2 separate regions of the Homo sapiens genome follow, and region 2 is linked to region 1. Evidence: read pairs that join two places in POLR2A ChIA-PET (ENCODE). Cell type or tissue: Panc1. All regions are shown on one strand. Links, peaks and the distances in the headings refer to the core of each region. The heading gives the core; the rest is flanking DNA.

Region 1 (8,337 bases), core at 136-8,135:
GAATTTTAAAGAGATGCATTTTACTATATCAAAGAACATACGTGTATTTGCCTAAACACTCTGTACCTTTGTAATGATAAAACTTCCCCCTTCTTTACGGTGAAGCTTATTCTGATTAAGCCTAGACTGTGTTCTTTTTTTTTTTTTTTTTTTTTTTTTTTTTTTTTTTTTTTTTTTTTGGTCTGATGATGAATTTGTGAACTCTATCTTTGGTATATCTTTTATTAAACTGCACTGTTTTGTTTAGTCAAGGTAATTAAGTAATTATGTATTTGAATAACTTGGTGTGTCTTGAGTGTTGTGGTATGAAAAGCATTGTGGTCTTTCTACACTAATGAAGTGCAAATAAAATTTTGTATTTATGAATGAAGTTGAGTTGCCATATTTATTTATCCAATTATAAATTGTATATATGACAGTATTCTCCATGAGCTCCACAGCTTAATCCTTTTGAGTGTTTAGACAGGAAAAGCATAGTCCTCCACTGGGGAAAAGAGTTTGATGTTTTCTCAAAGGGCTGAACATAGAGCTACCATATGATCCAGCAATTTGACTTCTAGGTTTATATCTAAAAGATCGAAAGCAGAGACTCAAACAGGTACTTGTACACCAGTGCCCACGGCAGCATTGTTCACGAGAGCCGAAAGGTGGAAACCGCCCCAATGTCCATCAGCAAAATAATGGATAAACAAAATGTGTGTTCTACAAACAATGGGATATTCATCCTTAAAAAGAAAGGAAATGCTGTCACATGTGCAGCGCGGATGAATCTTGAAGACATTACGCTGAGTGAAATAAGCAGGCCCAGAAGGACTGATACTGCCTGATTCCACTTACATGAGGTATATGGAGCACCCAGATTCATAGAGATGACGTAGAATGGTGGTTCCCAGGAGGGCGGGAGAGGGGATGAAGCATTGTTTCTGGGTGCAGAGTTTCAGCTGGGGAAGATGGACGGTGGCGATGGCAGCACAGCAGTGTGCAGGGACTTCTTTAGTGCCACTGAGCTGTAGCAAACTGGATTGTCGTGTCCTCCAGAAAAGATTTTTAGTTCGTGTATATGCCTTTATCAGCCACAGTCGATTACGACTGCTGGTGATTTACCTACCCTCACCTCCCACCCTGCCCTTCTGTGTTCTGCTCTGTGATGCTGGGGTTGGGACTCCCAACTATATTTGCCAAACCCTCTTGCTCTTCCTGTTAAAATCTGCTGATGGAGAGCTAGAAGTTGGCAGGAGGGAAGAAGGGGCTTGCTTGCCATTTTTCCGTTCCCATCAGCCTCCCTGGAGCAACAACAGACCACCAGCTCTAGCCTCCAGCTTCCTGCGGGACCCCTGGCTCCAACCTCACTGTGCCCTGTCAGAGGTACCAGTGGCATCTGGGCTTCTCAGTGTCCTGCCAGCTGGGTCATTCCAGCCCCTGCTGGACTGTACCCTCAGCAGTCCCTCTGCCCCCCAGGGTCCTGCTCCTCCGAGTCTGCACTCCCCTCCTCAGAAGCTTGGACCCAGTCTTGCAGGGGTCCTTCCTCTGAGCTCCTGAGTTGTGGCAGTGCCCTCCCCTTTTTGCCCCCAGGGCCCTAGGGTTGGTAGCTGCTTCCTTCACTTCATTGGTTTAGCATTTGAACAACCATGTAGTCCCCTGTATTAAATCCTTCTGTTTAGATATCCCGCATTGGTGTCTGTCTTCCTGACTGATAGAGGACCTGGAACCAGGAGTGATCTCAAGAAACAGATCCTCAAAGATGAGTTCAACAAAAAAAACGGTGGTGTTTGGCATGGGCATTTGTAGCTCATTCAGCAATCTGTGGTCTATTTTATGTTTACAACTCAATCTTAGTTTCTGCATTTTCAGTCTGTCAACTGTAGTATTAACAAAAGTGCTATCCTTGTTTAGTAGGATAGTTTGGGGGTTACAGTTGGACTTTGCAAGAAGGCAGTGTGGTTTATAGCTCTTGAGTTTAATTTTTGTTGTCGTTGTTGAGTTTTGCTCTTGTTGCCCAGACTGGAGTGCAATGGCGTGATCTCAGCTCAGTGCAACCTCCACCTCCCAGGTTCAAGCAATTCTCCTGCCTCAGCCTCCCGAGTAGCTGGGATTACAGGTGCACGCCACCACACCCAGCTAATTTTGTATTTTTAGTAGAGATGGGGTTTCACCATGTTGACCAGGCTGATCTCAAACTCCTGACCTCAGGTGATCCACCCACCTTGGCCTCCCAAAGTACTGGGATTACAGGTGTGAACCACTGGCCCAGACTGATTAAATTTTTATTCTTAGGTTTTCCAGTAAGTATACTTTTGGGTTTTTCTTCCAATGAGTACGATTTGTGAGCGTGGGACTAGAGCTAAATTTTCTAGACTGTTAATTCCCACATTGTCATAGGGGCTGGTTATTCAGTATCTGCTTGGCCAGTGGTTCTCATGCTGTCAGTGGCCTGTCTCACCTTTGGACAGCCCAGCAGTCCATTGTCTGATCAGCTGAAATGCAGTTTGATCCCTCTAGATTTCTGTTTTGTCTTTTGAGACACACTCATCCAGGCTGGTGCAGTGGTGCGATCTCGGCTGACTGCAACCTCTTCCTCCCAGGTTCAAGCAATGCTCCACACTCAAGCCACTCACGTAGCCGGGATTGTAGGTGCCTTCCACCATGACCAGCTAATTTTTGTATTTTTAGTGGAGACGGGTTTCACCATGTTGGCCAGGCTGGTCTTGAACTCCTGACCTCAAGTGATCTGTCTGCCTTGGCCTCCCAAAGTGCTGGGATTACAGGTGTGAGCTACTGTGCCCGGCCATTCTTCTAGATTTTTTAAGGGAACTGTCCTATTGTGTTTTTGTTGTTGTTGTTGTTGTTGTTTTGCTTTTGAGAGAGGGTCTCTATCTGTCACCCAGGCTGGAGTGCACTCGTGCGATCATGGCTCATTGTAGCCTCGACCTTTCCAGGCTCAGGTGAGCCTCCCGTCTCAGCCTCCTGAGTAGCTGGGACTACAGGTGCACGCACCTTGTCTATTTTTTGTAGAGATGGGGGTCTCACTATGTTGCCCAGGCTGGTCTCAAACTCAGGCTCAAGCGATCTGCCTGCCTCCGCCTCCCAAAGTGCTGGGATTACAGGTATGAGCCACCATGCCCAGCTAGGAACTGTCTTTTTGAAGAACAGTCGCAAGTAATATTTTATACGTTTATAGCTCATTGTCCTAGGTTAGTGTCTTATTTGGTTCTCACAGAGACTCTGAAGTAAATAGAGCCAGATATAAAAGGAATTTTCAGTCATCCATGTAGATGGAGAGGAGCATAATCTAAGAACAAATAAAAACCACCCAAGACCACAAGATCTGCAGATTTTGTTGGGGCCACAAAGTTGTATTTCTGGTCTGTGAACTGGATGCTAAACATCCTGGAGTTGAGCAGCTTTGTGGAGAATTACAGTGGATTTCTTGTAAAGCAGTGGGGAAACAACAGGTTCATTCTCTGTACACTCATCTCCAGCTGGTTCTCTTTCTATCTCCTGGGGCTTCAAAATGGAGTCACTAGTGGGCAGCTGGTTTAATTTAACTAATTGCTTAAAGTCTTTACAATGAAATGTGAGGGGTGAATATTAGTTGATGACAACAGAACAGGAGATTTACCTCGCATGTCTCCAGCTCTCAAACAAGCTTCCTCAAATTAGGTCTTTTTCCATGAGTGACTTACATTACCAGGGAGAGGGAAAGTCCTTGTGTATAGATTACGCGTTGCCTAGAATTTGTAACTTGGCTTACAAGCTGCATAAGAGTGATGAGTGGGTCAGGACGTGATAGAAGGAACCCATTATTTCTGTTGTGACACTGTAGTAACAGTTGAAATTTGCTGTGTGGTTGCTTTGTGCAAGGCCTAGATCAATACAACGACCCTCGAGTTTCAGGTGCAAGGGATGGCGGATCCATAACTAGAACACGCGGCAGAGCAGCCTCTGTGAATCCACGGAAGACGCACCAAGTCCTGGGGAAGCTCAGAGTAGAGAGAGGTCAGGGCCCAACTGTCAGTGTACAGTGGCCCAGCCTCTACCTGTACACCGATGACTTCCAAGACTAGTGAAGACTACTCCTGAACTCCAAATACACCCATCAAACTACCTACTGGCATCTCCACCTTGGTTTTATGGACACCTCTAAATCAACTGACATTAAAACTGATATTACCTTCTATTTATAAACCAGCCCCCTCCAACTTGTCCTCTTATATTTCATACCTCAGTGAAAGTAACCACTATTTACCTAGCTTCCCAAATCTGAAACTTGGGAGTCCTTGACTTCTTTTCTATTCCCTACATCCGATTGGTCTTCAAGCCCCATTGAATTAAATCCTCTTCTCCAACCTTCTGCATTAGTTGAAGTCCCTAGTTTCTCATTTGCATCCTTGCAGCAGTCACTGATCTATACATATATTCTAATTATTCTCCCTGTACACAAAAATACTCGCAAGCTTACTGTGACAAGTCATCAAACAGATTCAGAAATTCCATTTGTCATCCAGATTCAGAAATTCCATTTTCTCTGGACTTTCCCCAAATGAAGAGATTTTTTTTCCTCAACTGTACCCAAGATTTAGAGATAGTTCCTCTAATTGCTTGTAGACGGTATTGTTTTGTCTATTTAACTGAGTCTCAGGAAGATTAGGCAACTTGCCCAGATCTCTGTAGCTAGCAAGGGGTAGAGCTGGGTCAGAGCCCCAGGTCTTTAGACTCCTTGCTGTCTTCTCACAGTCTGAACAGATTTACTAACGTTTTGGCTTAAGTATATAGTAGCATGTTCCTTATTTATTTGTAATAACCATCCAAGCAGGATTTTGACTTCCCACCAACTAGAAGATGGCCCAAATGGCTTATGTTCTTAGTGTCATTTAAATTTGCTAGCAATCACTATATGCACAAATCATTATAAGATGAGCACTGACTTTAAATGTCTATAGAAAACAACTAGCAAGATGCTGGGTTTTTTTTTCCTTTTTTAAGACAGGGTCTCGCTCTGTTGCTGAGGCTGGAGTGCAGTGGCATGATCACAGCTCACTGCAACCTTGACCTCCCTGGTCTCTGGTGATTCTCCTGGCTCAGCCTCTCGAGTAGCTAGGACTACAAGCATGTGCCACCATGCCCAGCTTTTTTTTTTTTTTTTTTTTTTCTGTAGAAATGGGGTTTCACCATGTTGCCTAGGCTGGTCTTGAACTGGGCTCAAGTGATCTGCCCACCTCAGCCTCCCAAGTGCTGGGATTATAGGCGTGAGCTGCCACACCCGGCCAAGATGGTGAATTTAATCCAACTATATTAGCAATTACATTAACTATAAACAGTTTAAACTTACAAATTGAAAGAAGAAATTTGTCATACTGTTTTGTTGGTTTTGTTTTGTTTTTGTTTTTTTGAGACAGAGTCTTGCTCTGTCACCCAGTCTGGAGTGCAGTGGCATGATCTCAGCTCACTGCAACCTCCGCCTCCTGGGTTCAAGCTATTCTGCTGGCTCAGCTGCCCCAGTAGCTGGGATTACAGGCGCACACCACCATGCCCAGCTAATTTTTGTATTTTTAGTAGAGACGGGGTTTACCATATTGGCCAGGCTGGTCTCGAACTCCTGACCTCGTGATCCACCCACCTCAGCCTCCCAAAGTGCTGGGATTACAGATGTGAGGCACTGCACCTGGCTGTATTTTTTTTTTTAAAGACCTAATTATTTGCTGTCTACAATAAACCCACTTTAAGGATGAGTTAAAAGGATGAAAAAAGAGGTATCATGAAAACACGAATCAAAAGAAAGCTGAAGTGGTTCTATTGCTATCAGACAAAGCAGACTTTAGAACAAGAAATATTTCCAGGAAAAAGTGGAGCATTATATAATAATAAAGGAGTCAATTCACTGACATGACAGTAATCTTAAATGTGTATGCACCTAACAACAGAGCTTCGAAAGACATGAAACAAAAATTGATAAAACTACAAGTAATTGACAGATTCAGAATTACAGTTGGAGATTTCAATGCTCCTTTCTCAGTCAACAGAACAAGTCAATAGCAAATCAGTGAGGCTACAGAAGACCTATTTGACTTATGTGGCCTAATTAAACTCAACCTAATTGAACACTATCAAAAGAAAAATTTGTATTTTCAAATATACATGAAACATTCACCAAGATAGATTACATTCTGTGCCATAAATTTTTTAAAAAATAATATAAAGTATGTATTATGCCACAGCTGAATTAAACTGGAATAATAATAACAGAAAATATTTGGAAAATCTCCAAATATGTGGAAGATAAACAATACACTTTCAAATAATCCATATGTAAAAAAGAAGTTAAAAGGGAAATTTTAAAGTACTTCTAATGGAACAAAAACCCAAATTCAATATATCAAAATTTGTATGATGACCAGCCTGGCCAACAAGGTGAAACCTAGTCTCTACTAAAAATACAAAAATTAGCTGGGCATGGTGGCAGGCACCTGTAATTCCAGCTACTCGGGAGGCTAAGGCAAGAGAATCGCTTGAACCCAGGAGGCAGAAGTTTCAGTGAGCCGAGACTGCGCTACTGCACTCCAGCTGGGTGACATGAGTGAAACTCTGTCTCAAAAAAAAAAAAAAAAAATTGTGTGATGTAGCTGAAGTCGTGCACAGAGGAAATTTATAACATTAAGTGCTTATATTAGAAAAGAAAAAAGTCTTGGATAACTTATCTAAATTTTCACTTTAAGAAACTAGGAAAAGAAGCGGTAATGAAACCCAATGCAAGCAGAAGAAAAGAAATAATAAAGATGAAGCATAACTCAATGAAATTAAGAACATAATAATAGAGAAAAACCAAAACTATCCAAAGAACTCAGCAGCAACAAAAACCCCAATTAACAAATGTGCAAGGACTTGATAGACATTTCTCCGAAGAAAATATGCAAATAGCCAACAGCACATGGAAAGATGCTCAATGTCACTCATCATTAGGAAAATGCAGATTGAAACCACAAGATTCCACTTCACACCCATTAGGATGGCAATTATATGTGAAAAAATAACAAGTGTTGGTGAAGATGTAGAGAATTTGGAACTCTTATGTATTGCTAAGTGGGATATAAAATAGTGTAGCCACTGTGGAAATTGTATGGTGATTCCTCAAAAAATCAGGTATAGAATTACCATATGACCCAGCAATGTCACTTCTGCGTATATACCCAAAAGAACCGAAAACAGGTACTCAAACAGATATTTATACATTCATGTTCATAGCAGCATTGTTCAAAATAGCCAAAAGGTGGAAACAAAGAAAGTGTCGATTGGTGGATGAATGGGTAAACAAAATCTGGCATGTACATACATGTACGATAATTAATGGAATATTAACTATTCAGCCTTAAAAAGAAGCAACTTTTCTTTCTTTCTTTTTTTTTAATTTTATTTATTGGGTGGCTCACGAGATGGCTGAATAGGAACAGCTCCAGTCTGCAGCTATGAACGAGATCAATGCAGGAGGCAGGTGATATCTGCATTTCCATCTGAGGAACCCAGCTCATCTCACTGGGACTGGTTAGATAGTGGGTGCAGCCCCTGGAGGGCAAGCAGAAGCAGGGTGGGGTGTCACCTCACTCGGGAAGCACAAGGGGTCAGGGAACTCCCTCCCCTAGCCAAGGGAAGCCATGAGGGACTCTGCCATGAGGAACAGTGCATTCCGGCCCAGATACTATGCTTTTCCCATGGTCTTTGCAACCTGCAGACCAGGAGATTCCCTTGGGTGCCTACACCACCAGGGCCCTGGGTTTCAAGCACAAAACTGAGTGGCTGTTTGGGCAGACACTGAGCTAGCTGCAGCTTTTTTCATACTCCAGTGGAGCCTGGAATGCCAGTGAGACACAACCATTCACTCCTGTGGAAAGGGGGCTGAAGCCAGGGAGCCAAGTGGTCTAGCTCAGCAGATCCCACCCCCACGGAGCCCAGCAAGCTAAGATCCACTGGCTTGAAATTCTTGCTGCCAGCACAGCAGTCTGAAGTCGACCTGGGGCATTAGAGCTTGGTGGGGGGAGGGGTGTTCACCATTACTGAGGCTTGAGTAGGCAGTATTCCCTTCACAGTGTAAACAAAGCCCCTGAGAAGTTTGGACTGGGCGGAGCCCACCGCAGCACCGCAAAGCCACTGTAGCCAGACTGCCTCTCTAGATTCCTCCTCAATGGGCAGGGCATCTCTGAAAGAAAAGCAGCAGCCCCAGTCAGGGGCTTATAGATAAAACTCTCATCTCCCTGGGACAGAGCACCTGGGGGAAGGGGCGGCTGTGGGCGCAGCTTCAGCAGATTTAAACGTTCCTGCCTGCTGGCTCTGAAGAGAGCAGCAGAT
Region 2 (8,337 bases), core at 122-8,121, 410 kb after region 1:
GGTATAATCCCCAAGCCTTGGCAGCTTCCATGTGGTGTTGAGCCTGCAGGTGCGTAGAAGTCAAGAATGGAGGTTTGGGAACCTCTGCCTAGATTTCAGAGGATTTATGGAAATGCCTGGATGTCCAGGCAGAAGTTTGCTGCAGGGGTGGGGCTCTCAAGGAGAACCTCTGTTAGGGCAGTGCAGAAGGGAAAAGTGGGGTTGAAGCCCCCACACAGAGTCCCCACTGAAGCACTGCCTAATGGAGCTGTGAGGAGAGGGCCACCATCCTCCAGACCCCAGAATAATAGATCCACCAATAACTTGCACTATGTGCCTGGAAAAGCCACAGACACTCAACACCAGCCTGTGAAAGCAGCTGGGAGGGAGGCCGTACCCTGCATAACTGCAGAGATGGAGCTGCCTAAGACTATGGAAACCCACCTCTTGCATCAGTGTGACCTGGATGTGAGCCATGAATTCAAAGGAGATCATTTTAGAGCTTTAAGATTTGACTGCCCCACTGGATTTCAGACTTGCATGGGGCCTTTAGCACCTTCATTTTGGCCAATTTCTCCCATTCAGTATGGGTGTATTTATCGATGCCTGCACTCCCATTGTATCTAGGAAGTAACTAACTTGCTTTTGATTTTACAGGTTCATGGGCAGAAGGGACTTGCCTTGTCTCAGATGAGATTTTGGACTGTGGACTTTTGAATTAATGCTAAAATGAGTTAAGACTTTGGGGGAGGCCGGGCGCGGTGGCTCACGCCTGTAATCCTAGCACTTTGGGAGGCCGAGACGGGCGGATCACGAGGTCAGGAGATCGAGACCATCTTGGCTAACACGGTGAAACCCCGTTTCTACTAAAAATACAAAAAATTAGCCGGGCGTGTTGGCGGGCGCCTGTAGTCCCAGCTACTTGGGAGGCTGAGGCAGGAGAATGGCATGAACCTGGGAGGCGGAGCTTGCAGTGAGCCGAGATCGCGCCACTGCACTCCAACCTGGGAGACACAGCGAGACTCCGTCTCAAAAAAAAAAAAAAAAAAAAAAAGACTTTGGGGGACTGTTGGGAAGGCATGATTGGTTTTCAGATGTGAGGACATGAGATTTGGGAGGGGCCAGGGATGGAATGATATGGTATGGCTGTGTCCCCACCCAAATATCTTGAATTGTAGCTCCCATAATTCCCACATGTTGTGGGAGGGACCCAGTGGGAGAGAATTGAATCATGAGGGCAATTCCCCCCATACTGTTCTCGTGGTAGTGAGTAAGTCTCACAATATCTGATTTTTTTTTTGAGATGGAGTTTTGCTCTCGTTAAATATGAATATTTAGACCTGCTATATAATATGTAAACCAGGCTATATGAATATTTAGACCTACTATATAAATATTAAAACCTACTTAAGTGCCTAAGTGTCAAATTTAAATATGAATTGCAAATTTCACAACTCTGGTGTCTATTGGCTCTTAAAACCACCCAAGCTACCTATTGTGGGGAAAACTATTCTATAAGATGGGTGATGAGGTTTTAAAAGTGGTTTACTAACTTCTTAACCATAAAAACAATGGGAGGAAAGACTGAGAAAATAACTCAGTACATTTGACTAAGTAACATTTTTCAATTTTTTTAATGCTAAAAGGCAAATGGCAGGCTAGGATGATTTTACAGTGGAATAGGAAGTCCAGCAAACACTTTGGAAAGTGTAAGACAGGAGGTTGACAACAAGGGGAAGCACAGCAGTAGGGGCTGGGAGAAGGAGGGACTGGAAGACCAGGAAAATTGGGATTTTGGATGGCAGTGGCAGAATATGGTGAAACATGGTGGGCTTCATATCCACAAGTTAGTAATAAAAGGGGTAGAGCGATGACCTGTGACTATGCAAACTAGGGCCCCAGTGAATGTTTTGGGTCTAAATGACCTTGAAAGTCTACCACCTTCACTAGCTTTAGCTCAGGGTTGGGAATGGAATATGGAACAATGCCATATTATCTTATACCTGAGAAGCTCATTCCCTGGCTGTAAGGGAAGGAGAATTCATTCACTCTGAAAGCCTTCACCTTTTAATGGAACTAATAACTGCCATGGCAAAATGGAGAGCTGAGGCTTCTGAAGAATACTAAATGTCCCTACAATGTCTTAATGAACAAAGAGAAATATCCACGGTAACTCACAGCCACAGGATGGAAGATCTCCTAGTACTGGGATTCCCAACAGTTCTGACATAATTCTTTGCTGCCCTCACCATTTTTAGATACATTCTTGTTTGTCCACTCCCCCTTTTTCTCTGCTGAGTTAACATCTCAACAGTAAAGGTCCCTCATATTCTCCAAACATCAGGAGAAAAAAACATCCTTTCAATGTACTTTTCCTCTTCTTTTTCAGCAGGGAAACTGGTGCTATAGCTGCCCAACAGGTTCTTCTCACTTGCTGCCCAGATAAAACCAATGTATCAAGACAAGGGAATTGCAATAGAGAAAGGGTTCAAGATACATAGGGCCAGCTAAACAGGAGAGCAGAATTTTATTATTATTCAAATCAGCCTCTCCAAACATTCAGAGGCTAGGGTTTTTTCAAGATAGTTTGGTGGGCAGGGGGCTAGGGAATGGGTGCTGCTGATGGTTGGGGATGCAATCATAGGGATGTGGAAAATGGTCCTCATGCCCTGAGTCTGCTTCTGGGTGGGGGCCACAGGACCCATTGAGTCATAAGTCCAAATGGAGTCATCTTGGTCATCAGAAAAGCTAAAGTCTGAAAAGATATCTCCAAAGGCCAATATTAGGTTCTACAATAGTAGAGGTTATTTATAGGAGTAATTGGAGAAGTTACAAATCTTGTGACCACCAGAACAATGACTGGTTATTCTTTAACTATACCTACATCTTTGCAGAACTCAGATTCTTCTCATAACCCTAACCTTGTGGCCTTTCATTAGTTTTACTAAGGCAGTTTAATTTGGGGAGGGATATTATCATCCTTGCTTTAAGGATAGATTTCTCCCAAAGTTAGCTTGGCCCACACCCAGGAATGGAGGTTACAGGCAAGATGGAGTTGGTTAAGTCAGATCTCTTTCACTGCCATAGTATTCTCACTATTATAACTTTTGCAAAGGTGGTTTCAGAGATGTGCAATGGCATAATGGTTATGAACCCAGACTCCAGAGGCAGTCTGCTTGGATTTGAATCCTAGGATTTTCATCTAGCTGTGTGACCTCAGACAAGTGACTTAACGGCTCTGTGACTCCAAGTCTCCTGCTGTAAAATAGGGATGATAGCATCTTTTCTTGGTGATGCTGCGAGGAAAAGGAGTTAATATGTGTAAAGACATTTAGAAAGGCCCTGGCACACAGTAAATGTTAGTTACTGCTATAGAAGTTGCTGAATGAATGATTTCAACAATAGTCCATGTGGAACATGTAAACCAATTAAATATTTGTTCCTAAAGGAACAGAATATTTATAGACATATAGCCTATTTATTTTCTTCTATTGAGCAGCTGACAGTAATAGTGGATGTACATGTTTGTCTTCTTAATAGGAAAGAAGTAGGCTTAGGTTGACTGAGTGCCTACTGTTTGCTAGGCACAGTATAGATATCTTTTCACCTTATTCTCAAAACAAGCCTGAGAATTAGATATTTTATCCTCGTTTTTCTTAGGCAGAAACTTGCCCAAAGTTGCACATCTCGCTCCAAATCACAGTGCCTAGCAAGGTCTAGGCAGGAATTCAAGCCCATCTGACTACAACATACAATGTGTCAACACAGATGTCCACAACTTTGCTTTGTATGTAGCCACCTGAAAGAGAATGAATTAGAATAATTATTTTTGAGGGAGTTCAGTGCCATCAGGTGCCAAATTATTTATTTGCAATGCCAAATTGTATGGTTTTCTATTTAAACAGAGCTTTGGTCTAGGTGTAACTGTAATATTCTAGATAGAATATTACTTGTCTAGTGGCCTATCTCACAAGAAAATAAATAAATAAAATAAAAATATTGCTGGAATTTGAAGGATAAATCAATATAGATGCCTCAGAAAAGATGGGGTAGGGTGAGTGGAGTAATAATTTTGGGAAATGTAATGACCAGAAAATAAACTATCACTATTGCTGCATTTTGCTTTTGTCCAATATTCTCTTGGCATGTATGGACATGAACTACCATTCAGTGAAACTGACATGTTCTCTCTCCTTTGAGAAGGATCATGGAGGTTTCTGGTGCCATCGTTTTAAATGTTCCAAATAGAAGCAAACATCTACTGTTAGAAAAGTAAACCAAGTGAAGAAAAGAAAAGAAAATGACTTGCATTCTTTTGCATAGATATGGCTATATCAAGTAATTAGGGTTGTACTAAAGAGGTTGGGAATATATTTTATTTATTTGCTTATGTGACTTTTACTCATTATTTTCATTTTGTGGTGAGTAAAGGGAAAAATGTAGTAAGAACAAAATGACCTTTCCATTTTGTCCTAAAACCAAACAGGAAGAGGGAGTACTGCCATCTTTTGGTTACACAATATAATAATTTTAAATCGTTACACTTAACAACAGCCAGATGAATGCCAATATTAGTCATCACCAAATGAACAGAAACACTGACTTACCTGGCATGAGTTAGTTCCTTAGACTATTTCTTCATAATAGCTTTCTTCTGCAAAGTAATCACAGAGACTCCAAAATCTCATTTTTCTTTCAATTGTAGACAGAAAGAGAAAGTACTGGTGGGCTAAGTAGATTATCTTAAAGAGCACTGACAGTTCTAATATTTGTATTTAATGATTCTAAAGCATTCAGAGTAAACAAAGATAAAAGAGAACTTTTAATTACTAAAGTCAATTTCACAATTGCCCCAGGGGTGAAGAACTTGAGTGCAAGGCTGAACTTCCTTAGACCAAGGAAACACTATGGCAAAGCCTGCCAGGTATCCACTACAGGGCTTCATCTACACCAAGCAAGACAAAAAGTACAGCAAAAACACAATTGGAGCATTCCTGGAATGTTCTTTCTTTTTCTTTTCTTTTTTTTTTTTTTTTTCTTGTGAGAACAGAGTCTTGCTGTGTCACCTAGACTGGAGTGCGGTGGCACAATCTCAGCTCACTGCAACCTCCCCTTCCTGGGATCAAGCAATTCTCCTGCCTCAGCCTCCTGAGTAGCTGGGTGTACAGTCACCCGCCACCACGCCCGGCTAATTTTCGTATTTTTGGTAGAGATAGGGTTTTGCCATGTTGGCCAGGCTGGTCTCGAACTCCTGACCTCAGGTCATCTGCCCGCCTCGGCCTCTCAAAGTGCTGGGATTACAGGCGTGAGCCTCTGCGCCCGGCTGATTTTTTTTTAAGGAAATATGGTACTACAATAGAAGGAAACTAAAGAAGTTTATCAGAGTGTACTATAGAGGGCCGCCTCTCAGTGAGCTGAGTTGGCTGCAGGGAGGCCATAGACACTGTTGTTACAAGACACGTTTTATTAACAGCCATCCTGAAGAAAAGACTTTGAATAGGTTGAGGGTATATATTTTAAAGAGGAAACATTAATTTGAAAAGGAGAAGAATCTGGAAAGGAAATATAATCCCCTCAAATCCTGTCTAGATCCAGAGAAGCAGCTATCCAAATGAGGTTTTTTTAAGGCTCATCAGGGTGGCAGAAAATAGAATATAAAGCCCCGAAGGGGATCTTAAGATATTTGGAATAAAAGGGAAATATGGAAGTGTCATGGCAGTTGAGTGAAAGGAAGTGAACTGAACTTGACATTTATTTGGATAATATCACTTTTCTATATGCGCAGTACTGATATGTTTTTAAAAATAAAAGCACGAAATTTTTGTTATTTGTTATTCTTATTAAGAAGATAAATAAGTAAACATTTTCATAGGGTACCAGAGAGGAGAGCGGGCGAAGGGAGGACCTGGTTTCTAGTCGTAGGTCTCCACTGACTAGCAGGCTGCCCTTATGCCACTTAGACTCCCTGAGTCTTGGTTTCCTCATCTACAAAGTAAGTTCGCTGGATGCCACCATAGCTTCTCAAGCTGAGTTCTGAGGACTCCTCCCCATCTATGAATTATTTTCAGAAGCTGATAGGTTCTCTGCTTTGAGAAGTATCAGACTCAGTCATTTCTAATGGCTTTGCTAGCTCGAAAATTCTAAGATATAAGATATATTTTTCTTCTCTAATTCCCTCAGGACCCAGAAGAGGAAGAAAAGTCAGCATACTTATTTTTTTCTTGTTTTCCTTCTCCCTGACATGCAATTATTCTATTGTTCTGAATTTCTAGAGCAGTGCTTTCCCACAGAAATACATTTAACTTAAAATTTTCCAGGCCAGGCGCAGTGGCTCATGCCTGTAACCCCAGCACTTTGGGAGGCCAGGGCAGGGGGATCACTCGAGGTCAGGAGTTCAAGACCAGCCTGGCCAACATGGCGAAACCCTGTCTCCACTAAAAATACAAAACTTAGCCAGCCGTGAGGGTGAGCATCTGTAGTCCCAGCTACTCAGGAAGCCAAGGCAGGAGAATCGCTCAAATCCAGGAGGTGGAGGTTGCAATGAACTGAGATTGTGCCACTGCACTCCTGGGCAACAGAGTGAGACTGTCCCCCCAAAAAAATAAAAAATTATAGTAGCCACAGTTTTAAAAGCAAAAAGACATGGGTGAAGCTCATTTTAATTATATATTTTATTTAGCCAAATATATCCAAAATATTCTGATTTCAACATGTAATCAATGTAAAAATTAATGAGATGGTTTATATATATTTTTTGTACTAAGTCTTAGAAATCCAAAATGTATTTTACATTTACAACACATTCCAATTCAAAGTAGCCATATTTCAGGTTCCATAGTCACATTATAGCACCAGACCCATCTGATTCATCTTTTATGTAACAAAGTTGTGGGTTGTTTTTCAGTTGCCCTGGACCCTTGGGTCACGTGACCTGGGCATGCCCAGATGAACCAAGAATCACAGGGGGAACCTAAGTGCTCAGGCTGAGGGCAGGGGACTGGATTAAGAAGTGGACACCACATGGCAGGATCCAGGATCCAATCAGATCTAGCTGTGGCGTCACCCCATGGCAGGATCCAGGATCCAATCAAATCTAGCTGTGGCGTTACCCCATGGCAGGATCCAGGATCCAATCAGATCTAGCTGTGGCGTCACCCCATGGCAGGATCCAGTGAGATCATGCCTCATTACCCTTTGCTTATAAAAACTAGATCCAGCTCCCAGTCCCGGGAGGTACTGCTTTGGGACCAGGTGTTCTTATCTGTTGCAAGTAAGAAAATCCCCTTGTTAACAATCCTCTTTGGTTCTGGTCATTGGACTGTCATTCACCAAGCTACCAAACCCACCCATTGTATGGGAAACAACACATGGCTGATGTGGGAAGTTCCTATGTCCTGTAGTGGACAGCACAGTGACAACCCTATAGTTGGAGAGCTGATACGTGGCTGTTCGGGTACCCTGAAAAATAGGCCTGTTTGGTTACCCAGTATCACAACCTAGGGATGGTCTGGAATGCATAGAAAAAGCTCAGGACCTAGAGGAAACATTTCTCTACTCAAAAACCTGCAGTGTACATGCCTCCTTCTCAGACCATCAGTCCCTCCCTTCCAGAACACATGATAATCGGTATTTCTTTCTTTCTTTTTTTTTTCCAGCCCTAATGCTGCTTCTCAGCAACAAAGCTGGAAGTGTTTTTCTCAACAGACCATTCCCCGGAGAAGAATGTAATTATATCTCTGTCTTTGGACTCAGGCAGATAATGATTACCCACAAAAATCCCTGCTGTAGAAACAATGAATTTGTACTAGTGCTCTTCGTTTTTTAAATGATGCGGAAACTTCCATTAATTCACCAACCCTATTGCAGGAGCCTGATTCAGAGACTGTCTGCAATTAATGCATTTTTTGTTGTAAGACATGAGAGCAGAAGAGGATAGAAATAATGAGAATCTAATTTGGAAGTCAGTGATGTAGACTTCAGTTTGAGATATCATGTTTGTCCTTTTATAGAAATGCTTGGAACAGTGAGTAAGAGGAGTAATAAGAAATTTTGCACATTAAAATAAGACAGGCTATTTTGTATGGGGGAAGATAAAGATTTTTAAAAATTCAGCCAATACACTCTGTGAAATAAGAGTATTATATATGTATAGAAGTACAGAGCTTCCTACTTCTTATCAAAATGGCTTCTGGCATCTTTCAATTTCATCATCTTTCCATTTTCTTATCTTTTCCTATTGGGGATGGCAGTGTAGTTCAAAGGGATAAAAAATATTGGAATTAAGTATTTCCTACTTTCTTTTTGAGACAGGTTCTTGCTCTGTTACCCAGGCTGGAGTACAGTGGCATGATCAGGGCT

What was found. Peaks named below come from ENCODE experiments on the same cell type or tissue, not always from the same donor. Only the 100,000 strongest peaks of a DNase experiment are listed, where the experiment ranks them.
Region 2: POLR2A ChIA-PET joins it to region 1 with 13 read pairs; 3 of 35 experiments call an interaction of 5 or more read pairs at or near these places.

What each region holds. Positions count from the first base shown.
Region 1 is chr18:8,639,014-8,647,350 of GRCh38, forward strand. RAB12 (RAB12, member RAS oncogene family) reads left to right here. Exons shown (of 6, transcript NM_001025300.3): 6 at 1-370. Among named protein-coding and RNA genes, the nearest start is that of RAB12-AS1, 6.8 kb to the left of the region's middle. RefSeq lists enhancers at 7,389-8,011, 8,012-8,337. In Panc1, for the core only: no CTCF peak of the experiment used is centred there; no DNase peak of the experiment used is centred there.
Region 2 is chr18:9,050,951-9,059,287 of GRCh38, forward strand. No RefSeq gene overlaps it. Among named protein-coding and RNA genes, the nearest start is that of NDUFV2, 48 kb to the right of the region's middle. RefSeq lists a silencer at 4,520-4,629. In Panc1, for the core only: no CTCF peak of the experiment used is centred there; a DNase peak (open chromatin) is centred at 4,471.